2 separate regions of the Homo sapiens genome follow, and region 1 is linked to region 2. A link is a loop called in an ENCODE intact Hi-C map of the cell type or tissue named here. Cell type or tissue: heart left ventricle. All regions are shown on one strand. Region 1 overlaps TTC7B (tetratricopeptide repeat domain 7B). Region 2 overlaps TTC7B (tetratricopeptide repeat domain 7B).

What was found. Hi-C counts contacts between places; a loop is a spot of excess contacts. Peaks named below come from ENCODE experiments on the same cell type or tissue, not always from the same donor. Only the 100,000 strongest peaks of a DNase experiment are listed, where the experiment ranks them.
Region 1: it touches region 2 in a loop (4-fold over the local background); 3 of 110 quality-filtered maps call a loop at or near these places.

Annotation. Positions count from the first base shown.
Region 1 is chr14:90,803,563-90,808,562 of GRCh38, forward strand. All of the region lies in intron 1 of TTC7B (tetratricopeptide repeat domain 7B), which reads right to left. Among named protein-coding and RNA genes, the nearest start is that of TTC7B, 10 kb to the right of the region's middle. In heart left ventricle, no CTCF peak of the experiment used is centred here; DNase peaks (open chromatin) are centred at 399, 2,299, 2,749, 3,719 and 1 weaker place; H3K27ac peaks cover 2,466 bases.
Region 2 is chr14:90,700,287-90,705,286 of GRCh38, forward strand. The region is part of intron 5 of TTC7B (tetratricopeptide repeat domain 7B); the gene reads right to left. Among named protein-coding and RNA genes, the nearest start is that of TTC7B-AS2, 5.5 kb to the left of the region's middle. In heart left ventricle, no CTCF peak of the experiment used is centred here; no DNase peak of the experiment used is centred here.

The sequences.
Region 1 (5,000 bases), 100 kb after region 2:
GCCTGGCTAGTTGGAACTCTTGACTGAAAAGCAAAGATGGCAAAAGGCAAAGATGAAGGGGCCCAGAAGAAGTTGGCAGAAACAATATTCTGGGAAAATCTTGGTAGTCAGAGACCAGGCTTCATGCCAAGCCTCCCCCCACATCTACACACACAGCGCAGAGGCTAGAAGAACAGGATGGGAGAGTAAAGTGTGGGAAGAGAAGACAATCCTTCCGCTACACTGGCAGAAGAGATGAGTACGCTGGTCACACACACACACACACACACACACAATTCCTAGAGAAGCCTGATACAAGAAAAGGTAACCTGAAAGTCACTAGCGTAGAGCTGGTTTGGCCTGTCCCCGGAGCCCAGCAGGGCAGGAAGTGACTCTACCAGGCAGGGGGATGTTATCAGGCCGGCCCAGAGGGCTTGGAAATGGCCTCTCAGGAAGCCAGCTCCACACAGGCAAGTTCAACACACTCGCAGAGAGCCAAAAGAAAGAGCTGTGGCCGGGCGTTGTGGCTCACGCCTGTAATCCCAGCACTTTGGAAGGCCGAAGCAGGCAGATCACGAGGTCAGGAGATCGAGACCATCCTGGCTAACACGGTGAAACCCCGTCTCTACTAAAAATACAAAAAATTAGCCGGGCGTGGTGGGGGCGCCTGTAGTCCCAGCTACTCGGGAGGCTGAGGCAGGAGAATGGCGTGAACCCGGGAGGCGGAGCTTGCAGTGAGCCAAGATCACCACTGCACTCCAGCCTGGGTGACACAGCGAGACTCCGTCTCAAAAAAAAAAAAAGAAAAGAAAAGAAAAGAAAGAGCTGAAGCCTCGAGGCTGCAGGTCTGTGGGTGGACAAGTGGCACTGAGTCCTGGCCTGGTGGTGTGGAGAGGCCCCCAGGACGCTGAGAGGAGTGTCCAGAGCAAATGAGATCTGGGCCGGGCCTGAGGGACTTCTCCAAGTGTGGCAGGAGTTTCCCAGGTGTGATTCCAGGCGGAAAGGAGGCTCAGCACGGTTGTGAGTGCGGTGGAGCAGAGGCTAGGAAGGGATGCCACAGGCTGCAAGCCAGCTGCAAAGGGTCTCAGAGACCACCTCCCCAGGCCTCAGGGCCTGAGACTCAGTGGCGAGTCACCTCCCTTGGCCTGGTAGGCAGCATTTACTGCGGGTCCCAGGGCTTGGCACCTGGTCGACTGGACACTCGCTGGGGCTAGCTCACTTCAGAGAAAACACTGCTTCCTGTTAGGCTTCGGGCCTGCAAGGGCCAGGGGGGTAGTTCCTCAAGGGAACCAGGCCTCACAGCAAAAGGGCTGAGCCCATCTGCATTTGCGGAGAGATGAGGACCACAGAGGGGCGGTGGAGGGGACCTGAACCCCTCTCTGGGGAAGGCTGCTCAGCAAGTGTCCACCATGCAGGTCCACAAAAGCCACAGGGAGGGAAGGTCATGGGCATTCCGTCAGCCCCGCCAGCAAGCCAGGACTCACCCGGAGCCCCAGGCAGGCAGGGCTACACAGCCACCCTGGAGATGACACCAACAGTCTTCGGCGTGGGACCAGGTCTCGGGTGGACGCCCACAGCCACTCCCAGTCCTGAGCACGTGCCCAGGTCTGCTAAGAGTTACAGGTGCATCTCAGACATCAGTCCAGGGCCTCGGGCCAGTGGCTGGCACACAGTAGGTGTTCAGTAAGAGCTCGATGAGTAATGAATCTAAGTAAACTCCTCAAGGGCAGAGGCCAAGGTGTCTTGTTCTGTCACCCAGGGTAGTGTGCAGTGGCGCGATCTCGGCTCACTGCAACCTCTACCTCCCGGGTTCAGGCAATTCTCCTGTTCTCCTGCCTCAGCCTCCCGCGTAGCTGCGATTACAGGCGTGTACCACAATGCCCGGCTAATTTTTTTGTACTTTTAGTAGAGACAGAGTTTCACCATGTTGGCCGGGCTGGTCTCGAAATCCTCACCTCAGGGGATCTACCCACCGTGGCCTCCCAAACTGCTGGGATTGCAGGCATGAGCCACCGCGCCCGGCCTAAACCTCACCTCTATCTGCAAGGTTGGAACAGGGGTAAGGAGGGATTCAAGGGTACCCAGAGCTGGCTTCGCTTTTCCCTCGGGCATTATTTGGGGTTTAAGTGAGGCTGCAATAACCAGCTCCCAACGACTTGTATACAGAGATAAAGCCTGAAGCCGAATAGAGACCACTAGTGAGACTCTCATCAAAGAGATATGGGGAATTAGCCGCCCTGCAGGGGGTCCGTGCCCTGCCTCAGCTCATCAGAGTCACTCCTGTGAGCCCTGCGGCGGGCACAGCTCAATGCCCAGGGGCACTTGGCCTCCTTGATCCCCCGGGGAAGGTGGGGCTGTGGCCTTTGCCTCTGGAAGGGACTGCCCTTCCTCCTGGTTCCTCCCATGCAGGATAAGCAGCTGACATGCAAAGATTTGATCAGATGAGAAAGAAAAAACTTAAGAGTTTCTTCTCTGTTCCTGGAAGTACTTGACACGAACACAAAAAAAAGTCAACAATTCCGTTTCATTGAATAATTAATTGAGCACCAACTGTATGCCAGACACTGTTACTGGTGGTTGGGATACAGCAATGAACAAAACCAGCAAAAAGCCTCGCCCTCCCGGGGCTGAGAGTCTAGTGGTCACATTCCTGTCTGCATCCCCGCTACACATACAGCACCCCCACATTCTGTGCTGGGCTCGCCAAAGCACTGAATGAACGGCTGGAGGAGGAGGACTGTGGAGTCTGGCAGCCGTGGGCTGAAGCCCGTGTTCTGCACTGCCTCGTTCTGTGACCCAGCCAACACCGCGCTGCTTCAGCTTTGGGCCTGAGTCACAATCAGTACAACCAGAACCCCACCTCCCCGCTGCAGGGCTTGCTACATCCACTATCACTGCTGCTGTTATCAGCCCACCTGCCCCCTGCACCCTTTGCAAAGAAACCGAGCATCTGAACCTTTCCATCCTACTTCCACACACAAGACTCCTGACTCAGTCAGGCTGCTTTCAAATAATGCTGGTGCCGGAAACTGCACTGTCTCATTTACTCCACAAAATAACCTTGCAGATAAAGGTGAGGCTTAGGCCAGGCACAGTGACTCAAACCTGTAATCCCAGCACTTTGGGAGGCCAAAGTGGGCAGATCACTTGAGCCCAGGAGTTCGAGACCAGCCTGGGTAACATGGTGAAACCTCATCTCTACAAAAAATACAAAAATCAGCTGGGCATAGTGGTGCTTGCCTGTAATCCCAGCTACTCGGGAGGCTGCGGTGGGAGGATTGCTTGAGCCTGCGAGGTTGAGGCTGCACTGAGCCGTGATCACACCACTGCACTCCAGCCTGAGCGACAGAGTGACACCCTATCTCAAAAACAAAAAGAGTGAGGCTCAGAGAAGTTAAGTCACTCACTCACTTGAGGCCAGACAAGCAGGAAGTGACAGAACCGAGATCTGAACCCAGGTCTAACAGGGCAAAGCCCACTGCTTTCTCCTGCCCGGGGTTCCTTTCCCCTTTGCTAAAATACCTCTATCTACCTGAAAGACTACCGTTCCACTTGCCCAGGACTGAGGGAGCTTCTGGGACTCAGGACTTTGGATGCTACAACCAGAAAAGTCTCAGGCCAACCAGGACGAGTTGGTCACCCTCACGCCACCACCCTGCCCAAGATCCTCCTCCTGGTGCCCTGCCAGGCCCTGCTTACCCACTCACTGCCACTGAGTCTGACCTCTCCAGGCTCCCAGCTGCACCCTCTGTGCTTGTAAGCAATGCTGTCATTGCTGTCCTCAGGCTACAGGGTCACATTCTGTCTCCCACTCGGACAACCACGTCTAAAGTCTGGTCCTAGAACTCCGGGCACCATAATCACTTGGGGCCCTGGGATCCTGCTTCCTGAGTCCCTAAACCACTAAGACCTCCTGAAGCAGAAGCTCAGGCCCAGCCTGCCCATCTGAGTTGCTAACTAGCCCCCAGGGGACCCTGCTGCCCAGAGGTTGAGCGACAATCCTGAACTGTAAGTTTCCCTGCCTGGTGACCTGCTCACTCTATTTCTTCTGATGCCCCTCTGATACCTGGTGCTGTGCCCACACATAGTAGGTGCACATTAAATGCTAACCATTGTGGTTCAGAGCAAAGGCTCCCACACTTGCCTACTCAAACTAACTGAGGCTGTTTACAAATGTAGATTTCCAGCTTCTACCTTGGGCCGAGAGAATCACCACCCTCAGCCAAGATGTCTGGTAATCTATAAACTACACTTAGTTTAGTATTTGGCTCAAAGCATGCTGCATACCTGCAACACTGGGAGCTTAAGAATGCAGAACCCCAGCTCCACCCTAGACCTACTATATCAGTATCTCTGGGAGTGGGGCTTTGCAATCTGGATTCTAACAAGCTGTCTAGAAGTGATTCTTTGATCCAATCAGTTTAGAAAAACATTAGTGTAATAGAAGAACAGTGAAACTAGTTGGAAGTGGGCTAGAATCCAGTTCAATTAACGGCTCTAGCCTCAGTCTACTCAAGCCCTGAATGAGAATTACCCCTGACATCATTCGCTTGTTGTGATGATTAACTGAGATCTGTGTAAAAGTTCATAGCCAGAATCTGGCACACAAGAGAGACGCAAGAGGCTGGGCACAGTGGCTCACGCCTGTAATCCCAGCACTTTGGGAGGCCGAGGGAAGAAGATCACTTGAGCCCAGGAGTTCGAGACCAGAGTGGGCAACATAGGGAAACCCGTCTCTACAGAAAAAATGAAGAGAGAGAGAGAGAAAGACAGAGAGAGACCCAAGAAATGCAGTTCATTCTTCTTCCCTGCTAGCACTATTTTAACACTCATCAAGTCAGGACAGCTACAGTTTCAGATGATCATGTGATGTGTACAAGGTGGCTTGGAGGGCAAATGCAGAAGATTCTGACTCCAGGCCTGGTGGCCTCTAAAAGGACCAGACCAGATCTGCTCTACATGGTTCTGGTGCTGCCACCACTAGCCACACTTGATGAGCAGGGACAGACAAATCCCATGGG
Region 2 (5,000 bases):
TTCCTGCCCTTGTGCCTTCACACTTGCTCCTCTGTCTGCAGGGTCAAGACCCAGGGCTGAGGCCAGCCTAGATAGCACTTTATACCTTTCCATACTGATTTTCATTTGAGTTTATATCTGTTCACCAACCAAACTGCAATCATTGTGAAGGCAAAGGCCCCCTGTGTACCCACCACTCCTTGTCTCAACTGCCTTACAGGGCCAGCCAGTACCAGTGACGTTTAACAAGCTGGGCACCCCCAAAAGAAAGAAAAGAGTGAGCACCATCTTATATTCCCAGACCCCTTTCCCCATCTCCTTGCTGAAAAGAGTTATCTCAGTTACAAAGGGAACAACTAAAGCAGGTACTTGGTATACCATGAGATACATCCCATCATCATATACGTATACCCTTATGGTATGTATCTGCTTTTCCAGAGTTGTAAGTGTTGACAAAGACAATGTCATTCTGGATATTGTCAACACTTACAACTCCGGAAAAGCAGATACATACCATGTATCTTCTAGGTCCATCACTTTTAGTTCTCAGGCTTGAGAATTTACGTAACCCTTAGTATCATCTATCTTGAAAAAGGCTGAAATCAAAACCAGATACCCAGATCTGGAAAGTGGGAGAAGAACAGATACCCTTCACAGTCCAAAAGGACACTGTGGCCGGCTGTCAGGGAGCTGTTTTTCCCAGAATGGAGTCCAGCTTCCCCCTCTGTACATACTCTCCTCCTCATATCCAATGACACGCATTTGTGAAGACAGATGGCTTGCTGCAGTCAGGGGCCAGGGATCAAACCCACAACCTTGGCCTCGTTAGCGAAGGGCTCTCTCTTACCCATGGAGCAAGCCAGCTGCAGCCTGGATATAGTGACGGAGGGTGTGACAGCCATCCACGCCGAGATGAGAACAAGCAGGCGAGGCTTCCGGATGTCTCACCTCAAACCTTATGAGAGCTGTACTGGGCTTAACAACATTTTTTGGACTACCTCAGCAATTGAGGCTTCCTCGTGACAAAAGCAGAGTCAATTATACATTTGGTCAGCCGGCCAGGCAGCACACAGTACAGGGAGTAGGGACTACGGCCCAGGCAGTGTAAGTGGCACCAGACACATAAAGTCAAAGAAGTCACAGAGAGTGGCTTCTTGGAGTTCATACTTCAGGGGCCAGGACAGGAACACATAAACAAGTCCTTCCAACAGGCGTGCACAAGGCCTAAGAATGAAAAGTGGCCAGACTGCTCTGACAGCCCAGCCAGAAGAGCAACTCGCCTGCCCTTCACCTGTCCCCTCCACTCCCCTAAGCTCCGAGTCTCTGAGAAACAGGAAGTGTAGAAAGCCTTGCCCCATCTCACATCCTTCCTTTCAACCTCTGGGAATGAGTCAAAGAATATCAGTACTCATTCCAAAAGAAACGTATATATATATATATATATACACACACACAAATATATATTTCTCTCTCCATATATATCTGTGTGTGTGTGTATATATGTGTATATATGTATATGTGTGTGTGTGTGTATATATATATATATATATATATATGGAAAGAGAGAGAGAGAACACTCATACCTACTATGCACTAAGAAGTGAGGCACAGTGAACGCAATGGTAAGCCAGTCAGCAGACGTGAGTCCTCATGAACTTGTATTTTAATGATGTTCAGTTTAACCCTAATGGTATCCAAACACACTTGGACTCCTCAACCTAATAATACTTAAAACAAACCAATCCGAACTTATCTATCATATAAGGATTGTCCTTCACCCGGGAATCCATATGTTTATCTATATACCCGAATGTAAAGAGACAAAATAGAGTCATGGTTACAGACCCTGGAGCCGGACAGCATGAGTTCAAGTCCAAGCTTTGCCATTTATTAATTGTTGACCTTGGGCAAGTGCCTGTGCCACAGTTTCCTTATAAAATGGAAATAACAACTGTACCCACCTCATTTAACCATACCCACCTCACTGCTGTAAGAATTAAACTAGTCAGTAACAACTGTATTGCCCTCATTGGGTAACTGTACCCACCTCACTGTTGTAAGAATTAAACTAGTCAGTAACAACTGTACCCACCTCATTGAGTAACTGTACCCACCTCACTGTCGTAAGAATTAAACTAGTCAGTAACAACTGTATCCACCTCATTGATTTGTTGTAAGAATTAAACTAGTCAGTAAATGTAGGAAGTGCTTTTTAAGTATTTGCCATTATTACTTCTGTTAGCCTCAAAACTCTATCATTGTTTTAAAAAAAAAAAACTTTTGGAATTCTGGAATCTGTTTTCCAGTCAATTTATAGCATATGAAAATCTGCTTTACTTCTTTGAAGTCATTTAATTTTGAAGGAAAAAAGATATTCCCCAGTTTGATTCATTGATCCTCTTTGCTATTTACTGAAAGTCTACCATGTCCCAGGAACTCCCTATGTAATTCCCAGGTCTGGCTCACAATGACAAAAGACAACCCATGTCAGGTAAGAACAGTAAAAAACTTTCTCTGGGGCCTTGTGGTCACCCTCCTGGGAAATGATGTGACATCTCCTAAGAGTGCTGGTGCCCCTGACGGGGGCAGGGGAACAGTCTCCAGCCACGGCTTTGGGGTGGGGCACGGACAGATGACCGCGTGTCTGGCAGGTGTGAATCCTGACTGCTCCATCACACTTAGCACAGTGAGCGTGTGGAGACTGTTCTGAGTTCATCAAGAAGGGCCAGATCACACTAAAAAATTTGAACTCAAAAGTGAACCACTAAAGCTTTATGAGCCCATAACACAAAGCTGGAGAGGAAAGCTCGCCACTTCCACTGGGGAAGTGTCTGCTCCAGACCTGGCCAGAGCTGGAAGACAAGCATGAGGGCGGGGTCCCCGTCAGCCTGCTTCATAAGACGGGGCTCAATTAGCTGCACAGAACACTGATGGGCACAGGCCAACAATATTCGTTTTTAATAGTCCAGAAAAGTGCAGAAAAAAGACAATCTGGAAGGTAAAAATGTCCTGCTAACAAAATGACTTCATTCATCAATTCTGAGTGGCAAAGTCACATAGGAAAAGAACTTCTGGCCACCCTGTCCATCCCCTCGACTGGGCTATGGAGAGGAAAAAAAGGCAGAAAGGATGTCAAGGGGAGGAAAGTCCCTCCAAACGCACCACAAGCACTTGAGCTGGAAGTTCGAGTGTGAGGATAAGAGTGCAACGTTCACTTCCATTCAATTGACAGGAGAACTGCATTTCCAACACAACTCTGGCGACCACATTTCAAAGCTAGAACAGTGAGAAAAAAATCCAAGGGGATCATTTGAAAGAAAGGGAAAAAAAAAGACCATTACATGTGCAGGGGTCAGCAGTCCAAATGGCTGCAGAAGCCAAGCAGGTAGCAGAGGTGGGTGAAGACAGACTGTGGGACGACAGGCGTCGCAAGCCTACAGGCCTCCAGTTCAAAACCATAACATAGAAACTCAACAGGGAAGGGAGGCTCTTTGCCATTAAATTGGTAAATAAAAGCCTCTGATATTTTTCTTGGGGAAACAAAGCAGTGCTGCTCAGTTTGAGGCAGCACAGTGCCGATGGGATTGTCACACATTCTCAGGAGTGGGACCAGATAACCCGCTTGGGCCTGGGAAAGGCAAATCTGCTGGGGAGAGAAGACAAAAAGGGCAAAGGTTGAGGAGGCTCATGAGAAGAAGGACTGGAAGTGAGCATGGAATGTGAGCCATCTGGGAACATGGCAAGGGGAACAAGTACCAGATGCCAGGCATGCACTGAGATGGGGAAGGACTGGCCAACGGGCTTCACCTTGTCTCTTCCTCATCTGCAAAATAGGACTAACACCTACTTGCCATATGCAATGAGATGGCACCTGGAAAGCTTCTGACTCCATGCTCAAAAACACGTGAATCCTCCGCCTTTCCCCAACCAGCTGCTACGTCCCACCATCCGGCCCTTCATTCCACATACAAACATTTACTGGCTAAAAGCCAAAAGCAGCCACTGGTGTGATTGTGAACCTTTGGTTTAATAGAAAACAGTGCAGAATCTGAACCGGTTTCTACGATGTACTACACCAAACTCTTCTTCTCAATTGTAGCTTTATACATGAGGAAACACAGGCTTAGAAATAACAGGGAACATGCCCATGATCACACAGCCCACAGCAGAAGAGCTGGGATTTGAACTCAGGCCCTATCTGATGCCAGTGCTAAGGGAAGGTGAAGATGATCCCTGTCGTGCAGAAGCCTGCAGTCAAACTGGAAAATGTGACTACCTCCTATGACGCAAAACAAAGGCATCCCAGGGACAGGAGAGCAGCCTGGGAAGGCTCCCAGCGGCACAGGCCAGCTGAAGTCTCTGAACCTAGACACATCTGGCTGCAAAGAACGGGATGGGATCCCACTGGGAGTGGGTGACAAAGGGGTAGCAGAGAATTTATGCTGAGGCGTCTGAGCTTCACAGCAGAAACAGGACTCAGAAGAAAGATGGTGTCGGGGAAAAAGACTAACATTGATAAGATGGCGACAACACAGAAGACGCTCTGACCAGAAGTCAACCCTCTGAAGTCAGTTCTTTCATCGCACAGCACCTCATTTATTTGGCTTTCCCAGTCAGAGTTCACACTCACTCACTCCGACGCGAAGCTCAGGTTTACCTTGGCTCTATCTACAGAAAAGAAAAAGCTTTGCTAAGCACATCAGCAGAGCAAACATGATCTGTGAGGAGAATATTTAATTTGCTCAGGGGAATAAGCTATTTCAAGCCCCTCTAAGCCATCCAGAGGAGCTGCCATTTACTAACAAACCACTGACATGGTAATTAAAATTATTTCACTCTCTCATCAAGAAAGTCCCCACAAGAGACTGGGCTTCTTCAGGACAGAGACTGGGTCCCTCCCACTAGGATGGAGTATGATCCAGCTGCACACCTACTCATGTAGCTGTTGTGAGGATGAAAGGTCACAGTCACTGCCCAGGAAAGGTCAGCCATCATCTTCTTCTGAGATACCACTAACTGGT